2 separate regions of the Homo sapiens genome follow, and region 1 is linked to region 2. A link is an interaction called in ENCODE POLR2A ChIA-PET data of the cell type or tissue named here. Cell type or tissue: OCI-LY7. All regions are shown on one strand. Links, peaks and the distances in the headings refer to the core of each region. The heading gives the core; the rest is flanking DNA.

Region 1 (11,091 bases), core at 2,316-7,315, 330 kb before region 2:
AAACAAAGATGCTATTATAAAACAGAATATTCTAAATTTTCCAGTTCTAAGTCAACTCTCCTCACTATTTTAAGCAATTGCAGTTTTGCACCAGAGATGACCAGGTTGTCCTCTGAACTTGGGCAGCTCACCAGAAATATCCCAAACGCGCACAGTCTGGTCCAGGCTGGCTGATACTACCAAGTCTTCTGTGGGGTGGAACTGAGCACACATCACATAATGGTTGTGCCCTGTTAACACACTGCAAGAAAAAAAAAAGACAATACCAAATTAGAGGTGGAAGTCAACAGACTCCTAAACTAAATACCTTTCTCCATATTCAATAAATGCTTATCCAGTTTTACTTTTATGGAGACAAAGGCAGGTCATCCTACCAATTCTGAACTAATAATAATAAGCCCAGTCAGCTATTTTAACAATAGTTCTCTTCTTGCCTCTAATGCTTTAGTATTTAAATATTACTAATTTCAGGAGGACTAAGATTACATAGCTCTTCTCTCAAAAATATTTTAAAATATCAAAATAAATGTAATCTCAGTAATCCATACTGTAAATTATCTGTGAGATTTTAGTAGGGTATCCCTTTTAAAGGCCATCACTTTATTTTTTATTGTTATTATTTTTTTGAGATGGAATTTCACTCTGTTGCCCAGGCTGGAGTGCAGTGGCGCAATCTTGGCTCACTGCAACCTCTGCCTCCCCAGTTCAAGCGATTCTCCGCCTCAGCCTCCCGAGTAGCTGGGACTATAGGCACACGCCACCGCGTCCAGCTTATTTTTGTATTTTTAGTAGAGACGGGGTTTCACCATCTTGGCCAGGCTGGTCTCGAACTTCTAACCTCAGGTGATTTGCCTGCCTTGGCCTCCCAAAGTGCTGGGATTACAGGCATGAGCCATGGCGCCGGGCCAAGGCCATCACTTTAAATGGTCCCTAACTCTTCATGGAAAGTTCTATGTAAAGCTCCAGCTCCAAACACAAAATAAGACAAAGGTCTAGACCTTGACTCAGGTTTTATGGGAAAATAATTGAAAACCAGCTAAAAGTTCTTGTTCTAAAAGGCTATATGACTTCTCTTCCTGGTAAGAAATTATTGGAAGTCCAGATTCATATATGGGATTGCCTCTACATTTATTATTTTGCACTTAAAAGCATCCTACAAATACAATCAGTAATTAATCAGCCGACATAGTCCATTTGAGAAGGGAGAAGATTGTTCTAAGAGAAGCTCATTATGAAAAACTAGGAAAAATGAAGACTCTTTTCGAGCCCTCTGCCTCCTGCTTTACCAAACACAGGTTCTAGATTGCCAGTTCCACACTCGGATGGTCTGATCATCGGAGGCACTCAGAATCCAGGGATATTCCTGAAAGATATTCCAGACAAAGGCTTTAAACATTAAACAAATCTGTTCTATCAGGTTCTTGTAATCATTTTTCTCTAAAGAACTGCATTGCTTAACGGCTCAGCTACATTAGCAAAGGGGCTGCTGCTTTTGCTATCAGGTTAGCTGTCTCCTTTTCTCTACCACTCTAACAGCTTTTCTCAACTTCGGCACTTTCACCTATAAGACTTAAGAATGGAAGCCAGTTAGAGGCACAATACATTCTCAGAGGCAGATAGTGAAACATACATTTACATTTACTTCTATATGTGTGTGTGTGTGTGTGTGTATTTATATACAGTTAATCATGTAAATTAAGATCCTGTGAAAGACTCTTCTACCTTTAACTCTAGGATGGGAATATTATTTTATTGTCTGACTTCTTTCTGTCCAGTTTCAAAAAATTCCCAGGTCTCAGCAAGCAAAGCAGAAAGTAACATGTAAAGACAATTTAGCCTTTTTGGAGTCTATAAGATTGTTGAGAAAAGGAAGTATTTCTTATTTACACTTCCTTCTTACTACACTTGCTAAGCTTTGTGTTAAACACTGAAAATAGATGGTATTTCTATTTTCAATAGAGATAGTATCTCTACCTTCAGTATTTAGCACAAAGCTTAGCAAGTATAAGGCACACACATATTTAGTGAGCTGGTAAAATGAAAGAAAATAAGGTCTTTCGTAACTTTCCAGGTAGATGGCAACTTGTTCTAGGCAAGGGTCTTCAGGAAGTCCTTTATGGCAATGACAAATAATTCCTACTTAATAAGTTATCTTATTGAGTGGTTATCATTCTCAAATGTTTAAGCTGTAATTTTCTCATTCTCTCCTATCCTAGAATTTTTTAATTAAAAAAAGAAATAATATATACTCAACCAGTAAATTGTTTATTTCATCATATTCTTTCTAACTTAATTAAAGAGACTTAATTTACTGGCAATCAAAGAATAGTGTAAGTTAATGCTAATACACAGAACTATAAGGAGATCCTGTCAGGGTGCAACTGGATTCAGAGGTTGGGAGTCTGTAATCTGCACCTCACTATCTAAATCTACTATGTTACCTGGCAGATCAAAGAAAGTAGTAAGCCTGGCTAAGGGAACAGCCTCCACCAGACCCAAAAATCCTAGGATAGAGGGGTATGATTGTTAATACTTCGAAACGTTTGTTAGCTGATCAAAATGGCATCTTAGTCTGACCTTCTTCCAGACACACCTACTACTTACTAATAATACCCTACATGGGATTAGCTGGCAAACTTTTGTTTTTTGGTTCAGCAAATCTGAAATCAAATCCCTACTTTTCCCTACAGAGAAACAATGACTTCCCATAGAATCCACTGAATCCAATAAAATTAAATTCAGTATAATCCCAAGTGCTTCCTTTTGCAGAAAGAAAAAAAGCAGAAAGGACAATACCACACAGATTGTAGAAGAGCCACTCCAAAAACAACTCTATTATTAAAACATGGGTTCTCAAGGATCAAATAAAGATTACTATGGGGAAACTAAGAATGCTCCAAAACTAGCGCCACCATGACTACTTACATGATGAAAAAACGTGGTGCGAATATAATCTAAGTGCCCAAGCAATGTGAAAAGACAGCGCCGAAGCTTGTAATTCCAAACCTGCAAAGACAAATCAAACTAAGAAACAGAAATAGTTATTGAGCCTCTAAAAGGCTCAGAGAAATTGATATCTTTACAGAGATAGAAATATGTATATAAATATAGATTTATATACATTATTTGTATTTTGGCATTTCTAAATAGGTAGGAACCTTGGTAGAAAGCCTTGTTTAAGATTTGAGGGGAAAAGAACAAGAATGAAAATATAGGTCAGATAAACAACATGGGGTTGGGGTAGGATTAGGGAAAAGCTAAAGATAAAATTATTGAAGTTTTTCAGGCTGGGCGTGGTCACTCATGCCTGTAATCCCAGCACTTTGGGAGGTCGAGGCGGGTGGATCACAAGGTCAGGAGATCGAGACCATCCTGGCTAACATAGTGAAACCCTGTCTCTACTAAAAATACAAAAAATTAGCCAGGCGTGGTGGCATGTGCCTGTAGTCCCAGCTACTCGGGAGGCTGAGGCAGGAGAATCGCTTGAACTCAGGATACAAGAGGTTGCAGTGAGCCGAAATCATGCCATTGTACTCCAGCCTGGGTAACAGAGCGAGACTCAGTCTCAAAAAAAAAAAAAAAAAAAAAAAGTTTTTCTTTCTTTGGGAAGAAGCCATCTGCATTTAATAGCAGGAGATATTTATCCAGGGCTTGATTTGCAACTCTTTTTTCTACTGCAAAATTGTGCTCTTGGCTTGAATATAGACCCCTTAAGTGCTTTACCCATCACTTTTAAAAAGTATGACAGGCTGGGCACGATGGCTCATACCTGTAATCCCAGCACTTTGGGAGGTCAAGGCAGGGGGATCACCTGAGGTCAGGAGTTTGGGACCGGCCTGGCCAACATGGGGAAACCCTGTCTCTACAAAAATACAAAAAAAAATTAGCCGGATGTGATCCCAGCTACTTGGGAGGCTGCGGCAGCAGGATCACTTGAACCTGGGAGGCGGCGTTTGCAGTGAGTTGAGATCGCTCCACTGCACTCCAGCCTGGGCGACAGAGAGAGGCTCGGTCTCAAAAAAAAAAAAAAAAGTAGGACAGATAGATACCATGACTCCAAGGGAAACAATAATATAGGGCATCAGCTTCTTAGGCTCCTAACTTGATGGCAAACAACGCCCATACATGTGTGGTCTGTACTCACCTGTCAAGCAAACAGACCTTAACTTATTACATGGAAAATACTACATTGCTCAGTAAGCCTGAGCTAAGCAGAGAAACAATATCATATTCAGATGTGAAGTTGAGTCAACTACCAAAGTACTAGGCATCAATGAACACAACTGAAGACATGAAAACCAGGATCATAAATATAAAATAGCTTATCTTCCTCATTCAGAAAATCCCCTAAAATGTACAAAAATAAGAGACCAGATGCATTTTTCTTCTTATTTAATTTTTTTAAATTTCTTTTTAATATTTGTTTATAATCAATCTGGGCCAGCTTGTTACTATTTCTAATTTTTAACTTTTCTTCAGTAAATTATAAAAATTTCATTTCCTATAACAAGTCCAGACAATCCAAAAGTATGATCTTCCAAACAAGAATGCTGAGTTCCTTAAAGGCAGGGTTCTTGTCCATCATGCTCAACACTATACCCTTACCACCTAACACAGTGCCTGACATTAGGTAAGTGCTCAGTAAGCATTATGTATGGAAATAAGAATAACATGAAAAGTTAAGGTATTCCAATACCTTTGCCTCTATCTATTCAATCAGCTACATATAAATACACATGTACACAGTAGAGTTTCACATAAAAATTAGACCATACCATAAACACTATTCTTTAACTGACTTTTTTCCCCTTATAGAGTTCAGTGTTTTAAACTTTCATATTTCTAGTTTCAAAATGTCTTGACTCCTTTAATGGCCTAAGTCAAGCTCCAAAACTGTAAATCCTTAAAAACTTATAGGGGTTTTAGATGAATACTCTGACCATTTGCTGGGCTCCTTGTCTTACTCTTTGTCAACGAGGATTATAACTAATGCTACATTTATCTGGATATAGCAAGCAATAAGATGGTCCACAGACATGACTTTTCTAGATAATCCCCCTTTTTATGGAAAAATGTTCAAGTTTATTAGTCATCAGAGAAATTAATTAAAACCACCGAATGGGCCGGGTGCGGTGGCTCACGCCTGTAATCCCAGCACTTTGGGAGGCCGAGGCAGGAAGACGACCCGAGGTCGGGAGTTCAAGACCAGCCTGACCAACATGGAGAAACCCCATCTCTACTAAAAATACAAAATTAGCCGGGCTTGGTGGCGCATGCCTGTAATTCCAGCTACTCGGGAGGCTGAGGCAGGAGAACCACTTGAACCCGGGAGGTGGAGGCTGCAGTGAGCCGAGATCACGCCACTGCACTCCAGCCTGGGCAACAGAACAAGACTCCATCGCAAAAAACAAACAAACAAACAAACAAACAAACAAAAAACAAACCAAAAAAACCCACCAAATGATAGCACTACACACCTACCAGCTAATAAAGAATTCCTTTGTTTTAATAACAGCTTTATTGAGATACAGTTCAAATACCATACAATTTATTCATATAAAGTATAAAACTCAATGGCTTTTAATATATTCACAGTTGTGCAACCATCCATTTTAGAACATTTTTATTCACTCCCCTAAGAAATTCATACCCATTAGCTGTCACTTCTCATTTCCTCCCAACCCCTCCAACCCTAGACAATCACTAACCTACTTTCTGTCTCTATAGATTTACCTATTCTGGACATTTCATAAGTGGAAGATAATTTCTTTTCCAAAATATTAGTCATTTTGGGAAAACTTTTTCTTAATTAACACCCAGTTTTTCCTTTTTAAACAGATTATAAGAATCCCAAGTTAACCATTCTTGATACTCAATGTTCATCACTATAAATAACAAATACAAAAATACTATAATGAGGTGATATCCTTATGGGCTTTTGAGATCTGTCAGGTGGTTTGAGTTTTGATTGCCCCAGGATGTGGTGCCTAAAAACTAGAAAACAGAAAGAAATGTCCTTCCTATAATTCTAATAGCTCTTTTCTCTGTAGGCAGCTGTCACTCTTTACTCCCATCACCTAAGTTCTGCGGTATAATCACAATATATAACTTCTTGAAGTTGCTTATGAAAAGACTTTACCTTTTTATGAATTAAATTTCACTGGTTCGGTTTGACACATAGACTTAATGAAAACAACTAAAGGAAGTAAACAGAGGAAATTTTGATTTATTTTTATAGGTTGCTAGTCTCTGGCTCTAACTTTTGCTATTATGATAGTCAGTTGTCTTTAAAGAATTGCCTATATTCTGTCTGCTTCCTCATTTCACACTAAGGCCTTCCAAATTAAGCAATTCAAAGGTTATTTCTCAATCTTGATCTTATTCTGAACACTTTCTCCTTCCCAAAATTCTCTTCTTCCTTGGCATCCAAGAGGCTTCTTCTCCCTCTTGGTTCATCTCGAACCCCTCGAATCACTGTTTCCCATACTAACTCTACTTCCTCTCTCTCCCTTAAATGATGGTCTGTCTTCTTATTCAACGTACTCCTTGAGCAATATCTTCTACTGCTTCTCCTTTGGCTCCTCCCTTCATGACGACAAATCACAAATATATTTCTAGCACAGACACCTCAACTAGACTGTCCCTTAGGTCCCTCAAAATCACCAGAGACAAGATGGAATTCATTATCCATTCTCTTCCACTCCAGAAAACTATCTCCTCCTGATTTTCCTTTCCTAGTTAATGACACCCCCTTTACCCAGTGACCTAAACTAGAAGCCTGAAAGTCAGCTCATTTATTTCTCCTTATTGGCCCTTATTTCTCCTTATTGGCCATCTCATTTATTTCTCCTTATTGGCCATCACCCAACAGACACACTGATTCATTTCCTTAAATTCTCACATCCATCTCCTTCTCTCCATTTCAAATGCTACTACCTAAGCTCAGGTTTCCTAACTGGTATTTTTGCCTCCTGTCTTGCCCAAATCATCCAATCTTTTCTTTAATTACCACCAAGTAATCATTTTAAAAACATATAAATCTGGTATCACTCCTGTATTTAAGTTCCTCAAATGGCTCCTAGTTATCTGCATGATAACATCTAAACTCCTGAGCGCCACAAACAGGTACTCCATGATCTGGCCCCTCTCATCTTCTGCCCCTTCTCTCACCATTTCTCCAGGTTTTCTCCATACAAAACCAATAACAGCTGCCCTGTATCTAGCTGTGTCATGCTTTTTGTCTTTGCACCTATACTGCTCTTTCCTATTTCACTGTGAATATCTCTCTATTATATTGCTTACCAAACTGTACATGCTATTACTTGGATATATGTTTATCTTCTGTATTAGAATAAAAGCTCCTTGAAAACAGAAGCCATTTCTTATTTATTTTTGAATTCCCTAAAAAGAAAACAGTGTCTGGTACACAGTAAGCATTCAATAAATGTTTGCTGAGTAAGTTCTCCGGATAATGTTGTCAAAGGCCTGAGCTCTGTATGAATGAAATTTCCTGTCTTTCAGTTCCTTTCATGATTCCCAAACCTTCCCACATCCTCTTTCCTTTATTCTCAGTTATGACAGACCCTCTGTACCTTAATCTTATAGTCATCTCCTCCAGAGACGAACAGTGGCTGCTGCTTATGGAAGTCAATGCCTCGCACTGGACCTGGTGGAGAAGGCAGGCAATGTATGTTAGACAGAGCTATCCTTTCTAATCTCTAAGGTGATTCCTATTCAGGATTTTTCAGTTCTATCATTTCCACATTCTTTAATCATAGAGGAATCCATGTCAAACAAGGCTTAAAATACCCCAGGATATTATAAATACTTATACTCCTTTAACTTCCTCCTAGAAATATCTCACCATCATGTTCATCAAACTTGTCAATGAGAGTGCACATCCGATAGTCCCATAACTGGATGACCCCATTATGTAAACTAGTCAGGATCCAAGGTCTTTTGGGGTGAAAGCTGAGCCCTGAAAAAAATAGAAAATGATACAATGAGCTAACTAAGCCCCATGATGTCACCTTCTGTCAATTCTGATAAGAAAAAGAAACATCAAGGTTAATCCTAGGTTCATTCATTCGACATGCTTGATGATTTTTTACTGGATGCCAGACATCGTGAATTTTATGTTTGGTACTAGATTTTTGTCATATTCCTTTACATATTCTTGGGCTTTGCTCTAGGATACAATTAAGTTACTTGGAATCAGTTGATCCTTTCAAGGCTTGCTTTTAGGTTTTATTACAGAGGGGCTACAGCAGCCTTCATTCTAGGCTTAATCTGGAACCACTATTAAAGCAATAGCCATCTGAGGTCTCTATTTGAAGCCCTGTAATATTAGGAAGTCTTTCCTTTCTGGCAAGTAGGAACACAAACTAGTCCCAGTTCACTAGTGTGAACTCTGGGGATTGCTCTGCCTTCTCCTTTCCAGTGGTCCTTTTTCAGGTTTTGAATAGTTTTCTCACATGCAGATCAGTACTCAAACAAAGACCTGAGAAGACATCCTGCAGATCTCTAGTGCTCTCTCTCTGCAGCCCCCTCTTCTCCGGTATTTTGCCCAACAAAATCTAGCCATCTTTGCTTCCCCACACTCTAAATTTATGTCTCCTCAGAAAGACCAAGGGATTCCCCTCTTCACTGAAGCCTAAAAACTCTCTAGGCAGTAATCTACGACAATCACAGGACTCACCTTGTTTATTTGCCTTCTCTGGAGAATTATTTTCCTGCACTGCCTGTTGCCCAACATCTGTGAGCAATGTATGAACCTTTGTTTCATACATTTTGTTCAGTTGTATAGTTAAGGTGGGAAGGTAAATCTGGCTCTTGTTATTCTATCATGACTGGAAATGGAAGTCCCCAGAGGTAACAACTACTAACAGTTTGAAGTGTATCCTTTCAGATTTTTAATGCAGTTACACATAGACATAGGCTTTAGTATTTTATGAAAGTGGGGATCACGTTATGATGTTGTTCTGCAAACTTCTTCCTCACTTAACTATATAATATGGATCTCATGGAAGTACATATAAACATAACCTCATTCTTTTTAACTACAAGGGACAAATGTACTACACTTATATTATTCTAACAGGCATTTTGTCCGCCAATTTTTGGCTATCAGAAGAGCCTACTGAAGATACTTCTACACATAATCTAGCCTATTTGCATTATTACTGCCCTAGGCTAAAGACCTGTGAGATTGCTCAGGAATAGAATATGTGCACTTAACATTTTAGTACATATAGTTTAAATGTAAAAACACTGTATCAATATACAGTCTCATGAAGTTTATGGAGGTGCCCATTTTGCACACAGGCTGCTATCAGCTATTTGTTGTTTTGTTTTATAAATCTAAGACCCTCCCCCCAAAAAAGTAACTTAACTTTTTTTTTCTTGCATTTCTTTCATTACTAGTGAGGTGGAACTATTTTAATTATTTATTGAACATTTACAATTTTTCTTCTAAATTGTCTATTTTTCCATTAGGTTCTTTTTTTTAATTATGATATATAAGTACACTCAACAATGGATGTTTGCCCTCAAATATTATGACATCTTTGTTTTTCCTTCTGTACTGCCCAGCAAGAAATTAGGAGCAGAAAAGAAAACTGAAAGATTATGAAGACCCATTTCACATTTCACCTATACAGGTCTCAGAAATTCTTAATGGTACCCATCTTTCAAGGTCAAGTTTCCCAAGAGACTTAGAAACTGCTCAGAATATATTCACACATTGATAACAACCTCCAGTTTTTGAGCTACTGAGTCTACACCAGGCGCTGTAATAAATACACTCCATATACTTTCTCATTTTAATACTCTCTATAAAAGACGATTTTACAGATGAGGAAATACAGACTTAGAGACATTAAGTAAGTCATCCAAGTCACAGCTTGTTAGTGGATGTCTCAGGATTCCAAGGCAAGCCCATCTGACTTCAAAGACCAAGTTCCTAACCACTTTGTTACGCTGCATCTCACTAAATATTCTAGATACTATTTTTTCCAGGTCTTCGGAGACCTTACTTCTCTGACTTTCACATTCTAACGTTCTGAGGCTAATACTGCGATCTCAGTATTTGCCCTCCACCCCCAACGACCCACACTCGAGCTCTAGAGCTGCCGTACTTAGCAAATAAAAATACGAGATTTCCAGATAAATTTGAACTTCTGGTAAGCAACGACAGACTAAAAAACTATTCATTGTTTACCTGAAATTCAAATTTAACTGGGTATCCTGCATTTTATCTGGCAACTCTATCAAGTTGAGACTTTATTGGGGTTATAAGCCTCAAGTACTATTTCCGGGTAGTAAATAAAGCCGAATGGAGGCACTGATGTTGAGATGCTGCAGCCAAGGCCTCCTTAAGTGAGGTTGCCACTACTCGTCTCCAAAAAGGCTACTGACTCGGGTGCGAGTAACAGAGATCGAGACTCAGTTCCCAGGGCCACTCCATATAACACAGTCATCAAAAAGCCAACAGATCACAGGGCCTTTGGAGCAGAACAACACAAATCGGGAGCACAGCCAAGAGAGAAAGGGGGAAGAAAGAATAGGGAGGGGGTCTAAGGAATCCCCTGCAGTGTGGGAGCCACTTTATAGGTAAATCGAAGCCCAAGGACACACCAAAGAAGAGGGGACTGGAGAACCGCTAGCCAGGCCCAACCTCTCTCCCACCCTCCGTCTTCCTCCGGGTCCGTCTGGTGGGCCCATTTCGACCAACACCTCTACCCATTTTCTCTTCCCCGGTGTCAGCGCCGCTCCTGACATCCAACCTCCATGTTCCCCCTTTTATTCTCCACTACCTTTGACCCGCGCGCTCTTGGTCTCGAATTTGGTTAACATCTCTCAGGTCTCCGACTCCGATGTCTTAATCCGAGCCCCGACACACCCTGCTGCCCTTCGGACGCCTCCACGTCAGCGACCCTCTCCCGCGGTTTCCGGAAGCGCCTGGAAACACGAACTTCCGGTCTCTTAGGCTCCGGGCCACAGAGACGGTGTCAGTGGTAGCCTAGAGAGGCCGCTAACAGACAGGAGCCGAACGGGGGCTTCCGCTCAGCAGAGAGGCAAGATGGCTACGGC
Region 2 (11,091 bases), core at 2,859-7,858:
TTCTTTGCCTAGATTAATGTCTAGAAGAGTTTTTCCTAGCTTTTCTTCTAGGATTATTATAGTTTGAAGTCTAACATTTAAGTCTTTAATTCATCTTGAGTTAATTTTTGTATATGGGGAGGGGTAGGGGTTCACTTTCTTTCTTCTGCACATGACTAGACTGTTTTCCCAGCACCATTTATTGAATAGCGTGTCCTCGCCCCATTGTTCACTTTTGTCGACTTTGTCAAAGATCAGTTGGTTGTAGGTTTATGGCTTAATTTCTGGGTTTCATGTTCTGTTCTATTGATCTATGTGTTCATTTTTGTACCAGTACCATGCTGTTTGGGTTACCATGACCTTGTAGTATAGTATGAAGTTGGGTAATGTGGTACCTCTGGCTTTGTTCTTTTGCTTAGGATTGCTTTGGCTAGCCAGGCTCTTTTTGGTTCCATGTGAATTTTAGAATTGTTTTTTTTCTAATTCTGTGAAAAATGATGGTAAATTAATAAGAATTCTGTTAATTCGTAGATTGTTTTGGGAAGCATGGACATTTAAATGATATTGATTCTTCCAATCCATGAGCATGGACTGTTTTTCCATTTGCTGTCTCATCTGTGATTTCTGTCATCCATGTATTGTAGCTCTCCTCATAGAGATCTTTCACCTCGTTAGTCAAATGTATTCTTAGGTATTTTATATTTTGTGGCTATTGTAAATGGGATTGAGTTATTGATTTGGTTCTCAGCTTGAATGTGATTGGTGTATAGAAATGCTACTGGTTTTTGTATGTTGATTTTGTATCCTGAACCTTTACTGAGGTTCTTTATCAGGTCTAGGAGCCTTTTAGAATAATCTTTAGGGCCTTCTAGGTGCAGGATCATGTTGTCAGTGAACAGAGATAATTTGACTTTATTTTTTCCTATTTGAATGCCTTTTATTTCTTTTTCTTGCCTGATTGTTCTGACTAGGGTTTCCAGTACTAAGTTAAATACAAGTGGTGAAAGTGGACATCCTTGTCTTGTTCCAATTCTTAAGGGGAATGCTTACAAATTTTGCCCATTCTATAGGATATTAGCTGTGGTTTTTGTCATGGATTGTTATTATTTTGAGGTATGTTCCTTTAGTGCCTAGTTTGTTGAGGGTTTTTCTCATGAAGAGATGTTGAATTTTATTGAATGCTTTTTCTGCATTTATTGAGATGATCATATGGTTTTTGTTTTTAATTCTGTTTATGTGGTGAATCACATTTATTGATTTGTGTATGCTGAATTATGTCTGCATCCCAGAAGTAAAGCCAACTTAATCCTGATGAATTGTCTTTTTGATGTGCTGCTGAATTCAGTTTGCTAGTATTTTGTTGAAGGTTTTTGCATCTATGTTCATCAGGAGTATTAACTTGTAGTTTTCTTTATCTGTCGTGCCCTTGCCAGACTTTGATATGAGGATGATACTGGCTTTATAGAATGAATTGAGGAAGAATCCCTCCTCCTCAATTTCTTGGAATAGTTTTAGTAAGATTGGTACCAGCTGTTCTTTGTACATCTGGTAGATTTCCACTGTGAGTCCGTCTAGTTCTGGGCATTTTTTGGTTGGTAGTTTTTTTTTATTACTGATTGAGTTTTGCAACTCATTATTGGTCTGTTAATAATTTCAGTTTCTTCCTGGATCAATCTTAGAAGTTTATGGGTTTCCAGGAATTTATCCATTTCCTTTAGATTTTCTAGTTTGTGTGCATAGAGCTGTTCATAGTGGTCTCTGAGGATCTTTCGTATTTCTGCAATATTAATTGTAATGTCACCTTTGTCATTTCTGATTGTGCTTATTTGGGATCTTTTCTTTTTTTTTTTCTTGGTTATTCTAGTTAGCAGTCTATCAATCTTATTCATCCTTTCAAACAACCAACTTTATTTTTTTGATCCTTTGTGTGAGGTTTTTTTTTTTTTTTGTCTCAGGTTCATTTATTTTTGCTCTGATTTTAGTTATTTCTTTTCTTCTGCTAGCTTCATCAAAAAAGGTTATCATTGCATGGTTATATGTAGCTAAAGGAACATGAAGACAAATATGAATTAGAACCACAAGGATTTCACTCATTACTTGTACGACCTTGGATAAGTCATGGTGTTGGCGAAAATCAGTTTTCTTATCTATAAAATAATGCACTACAAGTTATCTCACATAGTGGATGCTATGATGTGCTGTTCCGATCTCCCCCTCAAGACCAAAGCAGTCATTCCCCATGCAGGAAGTATTGGTGGCTGACAGCTCTCAGCTGAGTTCCTCCCCAGGAACTGCCCTTAGCCAGTTCCTTCCCTGAGGAACCCACATCAAACAACTGGGCCAACTGGTTGATGAAAGGATATAAAAGTCCAGTCCCCTTTTGCCTCAGTTTGCAACAGCTCTGAGGGTCATTCTAGCTCCAGGGCTCCTCACTGAGTCAGCTGAGGACTTTGTTGCAACTGCATCCGCAGCTCAACTTCTTCCTCTGCTCACTCTTACTTCCCTCACTCCCTCACAGGTATTGATTATTTCATGGGCACTCCTCCATAAACTTTTCACACACAAATCTCCATCTCAGAGTCTGATTTTTGAAAACCTGAGCAAAGATACCTAATATGCCTTTTGAATGTTAAAACAGCAGTGTATATAAAGTACAGTATTTGCTATATTGTGAACACTCAATATTTGCTATTCTCTTCTCTTCCTCATTGTTTTGATCTGTTTTTCTTTCATTCCTGCAAGGATACACAACCCAGGACTTTCCACAGGAGGCAGTGTCTCCCCTTTCACCTGATCAAAACTCCTTTTTGCGCACAAATAATTAAACACATTCTTGGAAAGCCATTCATTCTTTGATGGAAGCCACCAAAAGTCTTAAGCAGCTGAGTGACCTGTTCATATTTTTGCTTTAGAAAGATTACCTTGCCTGGGCGTGGTGGGATTACACACCTGTAATCCCAGCACTTTGGGAGGCTGAGGTGGGCAGATCACCTGAGGTCAGGAGTTTGAGACCAGCCTGACCAATATGATGAAGCCCCATCTCTACTAAAAATACAAAAATTAGCCAGGCCTGGTAGCATGTGCTTGTAATCCCACTACTTGGGAGCCTGAGATGGGAGAATCACTTGAACCTGGGAGGCGGAGGTTGCAGTAAGCCAAGATTGCACCATTGCACTCCAGCCTGGGGCAACAAGAGTGAAAATCTGTCAAAAAAAAAAAAAAAAAAAAAAAAAGAAAGAAAAGAAAAGATTACTTTGGCCTTAGTGTGAGAGAAATTTAGGTAGACCTACAGGCTAGGAACAGATTTGAAGAAATGATGGGTCTTAACTGGAGAAGTAGCAATGAGGTGGGAGAGAAGGAGATCCATTGGAGAGTTATCTCATAGGTGGATTTTTCAGGGTTTGGTGACTTATTGAATGTGGGCTGTGAAGGAGAGTGGCCTATATACTATGGCCTTTACACTTCCAGTTCAGTTTCCCAGTAGATGGCAATGCCATTCTCTAAGAAAGGAAGTATAAGAGGTGGAGATAACTTAGGGGCAAAATTGAGAGCAAGGGGTATAAGATTATTTGTTGGCTTGGGATATGGTCAGTTTAAATGTTTACGGTTCATGCATATGGAGATTTCCAGGGGCTATTTGAAAACACAGAGCTGACTTTGAGAGGAGAAGTATAATCTGAAGGAAAGCAAACAAATATAGAAGTCATATTTTCAACTCCTTCATTTCACCCCAAGAAAGCTAATACTTAGAGACTAAAACTTCTAAGGGACTTACCATATGGCTAGTTTTTGAAAAGCCGTAACCAGAAACCAAATCTCTTGGGTTTAGGTCAATCCACCCATATCCTGATTGAGTTTCATTATGCTCTATTTACCTTCATGGTTCCCCAATCTAACAATGCCTGGCATACAGCAAGTGCTAAAAATGTTTGTGGAATGAATATACTGATTGTGGCCTTTTTTGGTGGGGGTAGAACTGGCCCCACACCTTCACATCATCACTGGAATTATGCCTCAGAAGCATCTTGGAAGTCAGCAGACCTAGGGAAGTCCTACTTAGCCATGAAATTTGCATTTCCCCAGGTACCTCCCAACCCCTCTCCACTTCCTCTGAGAGCAAAACCTCCGTTGTTCATGTCACACCCATGGGCAGCCTTTGTGCTCAGTACACAGACCTGATTGAGAAGATTGATAAAAGCAAAATAGAAAGAAGCCGTGATCTGGGTCATATGAGTTATACAACCATTTCCCTCTTATTTTACACTTGGGGAAACTTAAGCTAAGAGATCTTGTCTTAATTCATTAAAATTAGAGTTGCCAGCCCAGAAGAGAGGAAGGAGAAGTTTGGGACAGAGGAAGGCAACTAATACTTATTGAGCACTTACTGTATGGCAGACTTTATGTGGAATGATTTATTGAGGTTATCTCATTTAATCCTGATTTTAAAAATCATCCACATACGGAAACCGAGGTTTAGAAAGTTTACTTTTCCTGAGGTTCAGAAGCTGGTAAATGACGGTTCTGGAACTCAAACTCAAGGCTGTCTGGCTCCAAAGGTCATGCTCCTTCCCCTATACCACACAACCTCCCAGAAGCTTGAAATGTGGTTCTGGGTACTAGGTATAAGCTTGAAGACCAACCAAACATGCTCATTCCAGTGCTCTCTCTAGGAGCCAACAAGCCCTCCAACATTGCCCCCCTAGAAGGTCCTGCAAAATTGAGTTGTCTAGGGTTTGACAGAGTCCAGAAGACATTTTCGAACATAAGAAGGGCAATGGGTCAAGCCCCAGGGAGTACCCAGTAGTATCAACAAAGAAAGGAGAATGTGTATTTGACTTCCAGCCTCAGCCCTGCTGGTAACTTGCCAGACGGCCTTGGCCTGGCCACTTCCTTCCTGTCCTCCACCAAGATTACAGAAAATTAGGAAATGCAAATTTTATGGGCTTCCCTGCTGACGATTTCTAAGTCTTCTTTGTAGTAATCATTCCTATCACAAAGAGGGTGGGAAACGGTGATTATGGACCAGGGAGAGAGTCCTATTCCTAAGAAGTGGTTCTTGGACTTTGGAGAGGCAACAATTGGTTTGAGTCTTAACAAATGAGTGGGAGTTTGTTAGGTCAACGAGGAGTGGGAGGGGATTCCAGGAAGTGTAAAAGCTTGAGCAAAGGCATTGAGTAAATTCGGGGAACTGCTAGCAGTTCAGGAAGGTTGCAGCATTCAGTGCAAAGGAGGGGCCAAACTAGAAATTGGACAGGAGAAAATCACAGAAACCAAGCCACATAAGGATCAGTAGAACCCTGTAGGCTCTCCAACGAGCCTATCCTTGAAGGATTTAAGCATGAAAATGTTGTCATTATTAAACCTAGGCTTTAAAGAGGTCCTTCTGCTCTGTGTTGCTGTCCTCTGCCAGAGATAGCAAGACTGACAGAGGCTGTGCTCCTGTAGCCTGGGAGCCAGAATGGAGAGACACATTGGGCAGAGCCCGGCAGAGTCACAGGAACTTGTAGTCCCCATCTGTTTATTATTCATGGAAGCTTTCTCCTTTTCTTGATTGGATCAACAGAAAAATAAACTGTCGTCTTTGGCAGATGATTCAATGGGAATTCAAGGGTTTCAATGGGAATTCAAGGTTGAAAATGATAATGTACTCTGAGAACTCACAGGTCTATAAAAGGAGAGGCCTATACAAGGAAAGAAGAGGATGTGGTAAATGCAGAACAGACCCTCAGCATCTTGAAGGACCATCAAGGGGAAATAAGTATTGCAGACCTTTCATTAATCTGTGTAGTTAACTTTTTATTTGAAAATAATGTCAAAAGAGCTGCAAGAAAAAATTATTATTAATAATAGTACAAAGAACACGCTTATAAATATCCTGCAGGGAGGGGTCTACAAGTTGGCTGTGACTGTGAATACCTCTCTGTAATGTTTTGCCCATTTTGCTTTAATATTAGCTAGTTCTCTCTCTCTCTCTCTTTCTGTCTCTATTTGAACTATTATAGGGTAGGTTGCATATGGCATGGCTCTTTATCTTAAATACATCAGTGTAAAGAATTAGGATAATTTCTGACACAACTACAATATAGTTATCACTTAAGTAAATTTTACATTGATAACAATATTCTTGTCTAACCTACTGTTTGCATTTCAATTTTGTCGGTTGACCCTTTGTAACCATAATTTTCCCTCCAGGTCAGGATCCAGTCCAGTATTAGGTATTGCATTTAGTTGTTGTATCTCTTTAGTACCCTTCAACTGTAACATTTCCACAGCTATATCTTCTCCTTTATGACATGGATATATTTGAAGAATGCAGTCTTCCCACCCTTTCCCTTTTTTTTTTTTTTTCTTGAGGTGGAGTCTTGCTCTGTCACCCAGGCTGGAGTGCAGTGGTACAATCTCGGCTCACTGCAATCTCCACCTCCCGGGTTCAAACGATTCTTCTGCCTCAGCCTCCTGAGTAGCTGGCATGCACCACCACACCCAGCTAATTTTTTTGTATTTGTATTTTTAGTAGAGATGGGGTTTCACCATGTTGGTCAGGCTGGTCTCAAACTCCTGACCTCATGATCCGCCTGCCTCAGCCTCCCAAAGTCCTGGGATTACAGCCTCTCTTTTTTAATAGCAAATTCCTCACTTGGGGTTTTTTGGTATTTCCTTATGATTAGATTCACATTATGCATTCCCAGACTAGGTACTACACAAGTGACATTGTACCCTCAAGGTATCACATCTAGAGACCCTTGATGTCTTCTCATCGATAATGTTAATTTTAATCACCTGGCCAATATATTGCCAACAGATTGCCAGATTTCTCTATTGTATAGTTATCTTTTTTGATTTTAACTAATAACTATGTGTTGGCATACAGTGGAAGGCCATGCAGACATCTTACTCCTCATCAAAATTTCCTCTGAGATTTAGCATCCATTGATAATTTTTGCCTGAGCCTGTCTTAATTGTGATAGTTACAAAATAATAACTTTCTTCACTTTAGCACCTCACTCCATATTTGGCATTCTATTGCAAGCAAGAACCCTCCCTTTATCTATCTGATCTATCGCATCTGTCTTCTCTAGTCAGTTTTGGTAGTCTGTGTGATTCTTGAAATTTTTCCATTTCGTCTAATTTATTTCCATACAATTGTTCATACTATCCCCCTTGTAATCATTTTTATTCCTTTAAAGTCAATAGTAATATCCCCTTTTAATTCTTGATTTTGGTCCTTTGAGTCTTCTCCGTTTTTCATTTTATCAGTCTACCTAAACATTTGTCAGTTTTGCTGATCTTTTCAAATAACCAAACTTTAAATTTGTTTTTCTCTTATTTTTGTATTCTCTCCTTCATTTCTTTCCATTTTTATCTTTATTATTTTCTCCCTCTTGCTTGCTTTGAGCTTAGTTTATTCTTCTTTTTATAGTTTCTTAATGAACTTAGTTCTTCTTTTTATAGTTTATTTTCTTTCTTTCTTTCTTTCTTTCTTTCAAGACAGGGTCTCACTGTGTCACTCAGGCTGGAGTACAGTGGCACAATCACAGCTCACTGCAGCCTTGATCTCCTAGGTTCAAGCAATCCTCCTACCTCAGCCACCAAAGTAGCTGGGACTACAGGCATGAGCCACCACACCTGGCTAATTTTTTAAATTTTTTGGTAGAAACAAGGTCTCACTACGTTGCTGGTCTTGAACTCTTGAGGTCAAGTGATCCTCCTGCCTCAGCTTCTCAAAGTGTTAGGGTTACAAGAATGACCCACTAATCCCAGCCTATAGTTTCTTAAGGTAGGAGGTTAGATTATTGATTTGAGATCTTTCTGTTTTAATTTAGGCATTTACAGCTATAAAAGTTTCTCTAAGCATTGATTTCCTGCATCTCATAAGTTTTTGATATGTAATATTTTTAGTTTTATTCATCTCAAAGTATTTTGTAATTTCCCCTATGATTTATTCTTTGACCCATTGTTTTAGAAGTATGTAGCTTGATTTAGAAGTATGTAGCTTGATGAATTTTCCAAATATCCTTCTGTGATTGATCTATAATTTCACTCCATTGTGGTTAAAAACATACTTTTGACATTTCTGTAATTTTAGTCATTTCATATTTGTTGAGACTTGTTTTATAGCCCAACATATAGTCTATCTTGGAGAATGTTCCATGTGCATTTGAGAACAACAAACACATATTCTGCTGTTGTTGGGTAAAGTGTCCTATAGACTTTGGTTAAGTTTAGTTGGTTTATAATGTTGTTTAAGTCTTCTATTTCCTTGTTGATTTTATGTATAGTTGTTCAATCCATTATTGAAAATGGGATATTGAATTCTCCAGTTATTATTGTTGAATTGTCTATTTATCCCTTCAATTCAGTAAGTTTTTGCTTCATGTATTTTGGGGCTCTGTGCATATATATTAATAATTGTTATATCTTCTTGATGCATTAACTCTTATTATTATAAAATGTCCTTCTTTGTCTTTACAACAATTTTTGTCTTAAATCATATTTTGACTGATCTCAGTTTCTAAACCCAGCTCTCTTTTGGTTATTGCTTCCATAACATAATATACCTTTTTCCACCTTTTACTTTCAACCTATAGGTGTATTTGAATCTAAACTGTGTCCTTTGTACACAACATATAGTGGACCCATTTTTTTTAGTCCACTCTAATAACCTCTGCCTTTTATTTGTAATGTTTAATCCATTTATATTTAATGTAATTTCTGATATGGTAGGATTTATGTTTGCCATTTTCCTATTAGTTTTCTATAGGTTTTTTGTGTGTGTGTGTTCTTCTCTTTCTTTATTAGTGCCCTCTTTTGTATTAAATATATTTTTTCTACTGTACACTTAAGTTCCCTTGTCATTTTTTTTTTTTTACTGTATTTATTTTCTTCATAGTTGGTTTGGAGGTTACAATGATCTTAATTGCAATAATATAATACTTTGTTCTCACACAGCTTTTTCTCCTGCCCACATTTTTTGCTGTTATTGTCATACAAATTACATCTTTATACATGTGTGTCATTAACACAGATTTATAATTATTGTTCTATAAAATTGTCTTTTAAATCAGATAAGAGAAAAAAATTACAAACAAAAACTACACTTATATTGTCTTTTATATACATTTTATGTATCATATGCCAGGGCAGCATGCGCGAGCAAGCGCTGGGAGAGCGAGCGAACGGGGAGCGGAGGCGGCCTGACCGAGTGAGTGCCAGCGAGTGTGGAGTTAGGGGAAGCCGCCTACCCCCGACCCGCTTCCCCATTCCTTCTCTCCCCGTTCCCGTTTCTCCCCCCAACCACCACACCCCGCCCCCCGCCCCCCGAACTCCAAGCAGCACCAAGTCTGTGCCAACGGCTAAAGTCAGTAGAAAGGAGCTCAACTCCAACCGCAACCGGGCAGACGAGACCTCAGAAAAAGAATAGCAAGCAGCAATTGAACACATTTGTGAAGTACAAAATGAAACAGACTTCATGAACAAGCCAGTGAGGAGAATTTGAAAGTAGAACAGAAATAGAACAAACTCTGCCAATCATTTTTTCAGAAGAGGTCAGAATTGATCATTGATGGCCCAAATCCCACATTTTTGGGTAACATCATTTGTCAACCACCCACGAGTGTCTGCACTGCTTGTGGAGGAGGATGAAGAGGCACTGCATTATATGACCAGAGTTGAAGTGACATAATTTGAAGATACTAAATTAGGTTACAGAATAGATTTTTATTTTGATGAACATCCTTACTTTGAAAATAAACTCCTCTCCAAAGAATTTCATCTAAATGAGAGTGGCGATCCATCTTCAAAGTCCACTGAAATCAAATGGAAATCTTGAAAGGATGTAACGAATCGTTCAAGTCGAACGAAGAATAAAGCCAGTAGGAAGAGGCAGCCTGAGGCACCAGAGAGCTTCTTGACCTGCTTTACTGACCATTCTGATGCAGGTGCTGGTGAGTTATGAGAGGTCATCACAGGTAGTACTTGGCCAAACCCATAACAGTGCTGCTTGGTTCCCAATGTGGATGATGAAGAAGAAGGAGAAGAACAAGATGATGATGATGATGAAGAAGAGGAAGGATTATAAGATATTGATGAAGAAGGGGATGAGGATGAAGGCGAAGAAGAGGAAGATGATGATGACGTTGAGGAAGGAGAGGAGGATGAAGGAGAAGATGACTAACAGAACACTGATGTTCTGAACAATTTTTTTTTTAATTTTCTCCAGTCCCTGGGAGCAAGTTGCAGTCTTTTTTCTTTTTTCCCCTCTTGTGCTCAGTCGCGCTGTTCTTGAGGTCTCTTTTCTCTACACCATGGTTTTCAACTTATTTGGGGGGAAATGCCTTGAGCATAATACAATGGGAAAATATTCTCTACCCCTTTCTCTTCAGAATTCATTCTTATCTCTTCCTGTCTGAACAAAAACTGTATGGAATCAACACCACCAAGTTCTGTGGGAGAAAAGAAAAACCTTCTCCCTTTGCTCTGCTGGAAGCTGGAGAGTGCCAGACCCCTGTGTAGCAGTGCATAGAATTCTAGCTTCTTTTCTCCTTTCTCTGTATATTGGGTTCAGAGAGTACCGTGTGTCTCTGTGTGAATATGGACCATCATTTATCAACATGTATCTGTCTACTTTCTCTTGTTTAAAAAAAGAAAAAAAAACCTGTAAAAAATGAGGTTATAGAAAGTCATCAAAGGGTGAGTATGAGATGTTTGGGTGGGTTAAGTGGGCATTTTAACAACATGGCTTCTCCTTTGGCATGTTTATTTTTAAATTTTCTTTTTGTTTCACTGGAAAGGAAAGATGATGCTCAGTTTTAAACATTAAAAGTGTACAGATTTCTTTGTTACAATAAAACTAAATGTATACACACAATAATAATAATAATGAAGCAGCTATGTTGTGTACGGTATATCTGGCCTGAGGACCTGGCCAGTGCTACCAGTAACTATCTTTGACTTTACCTGGAAATTTGCAAAAGAATAGAGCTGACTATTCTCCAGTCTTACCCCTCCAAAGCCCTTGACTGGGGAGGGATCACTGACCTTTTTCAGTGTCTCTTGCCTTACTAGTTTTTCCTTAGGAAAAAATACACCCCACTTTACCATGAATATATATAT

The links. ChIA-PET counts read pairs that join two places held together with the same protein. Peaks named below come from ENCODE experiments on the same cell type or tissue, not always from the same donor. Only the 100,000 strongest peaks of a DNase experiment are listed, where the experiment ranks them.
Region 1: POLR2A ChIA-PET joins it to region 2 with 5 read pairs; 2 of 35 experiments call an interaction of 5 or more read pairs at or near these places.

What each region holds. Positions count from the first base shown.
Region 1 is chr1:160,332,317-160,343,407 of GRCh38, forward strand. It overlaps COPA (coat protein complex I subunit alpha), which reads right to left and starts at 10,934. Exons shown (of 33, transcript NM_004371.4): 1 at 10,815-10,934; 2 at 7,865-7,978; 3 at 7,593-7,666; 4 at 2,926-3,006; 5 at 1,287-1,363; 6 at 132-241. The coding sequence starts at 10,854. It overlaps NCSTN (nicastrin), which reads left to right and starts at 11,067. Exons shown (of 17, transcript NM_015331.3): 1 at 11,067-11,091. The coding sequence starts at 11,081. RefSeq lists enhancers at 10,867-11,091, 11,087-11,091. In OCI-LY7, for the core only: no CTCF peak of the experiment used is centred there; no DNase peak of the experiment used is centred there.
Region 2 is chr1:160,660,832-160,671,922 of GRCh38, forward strand. It overlaps the pseudogene SETP9. Among named protein-coding and RNA genes, the nearest start is that of SLAMF1, 19 kb to the left of the region's middle. RefSeq lists enhancers at 4,590-4,649, 4,663-5,224. In OCI-LY7, for the core only: no CTCF peak of the experiment used is centred there; DNase peaks (open chromatin) are centred at 4,090 and 4,826; H3K4me3 peaks cover 1,353 bases; H3K27ac peaks cover 2,182 bases.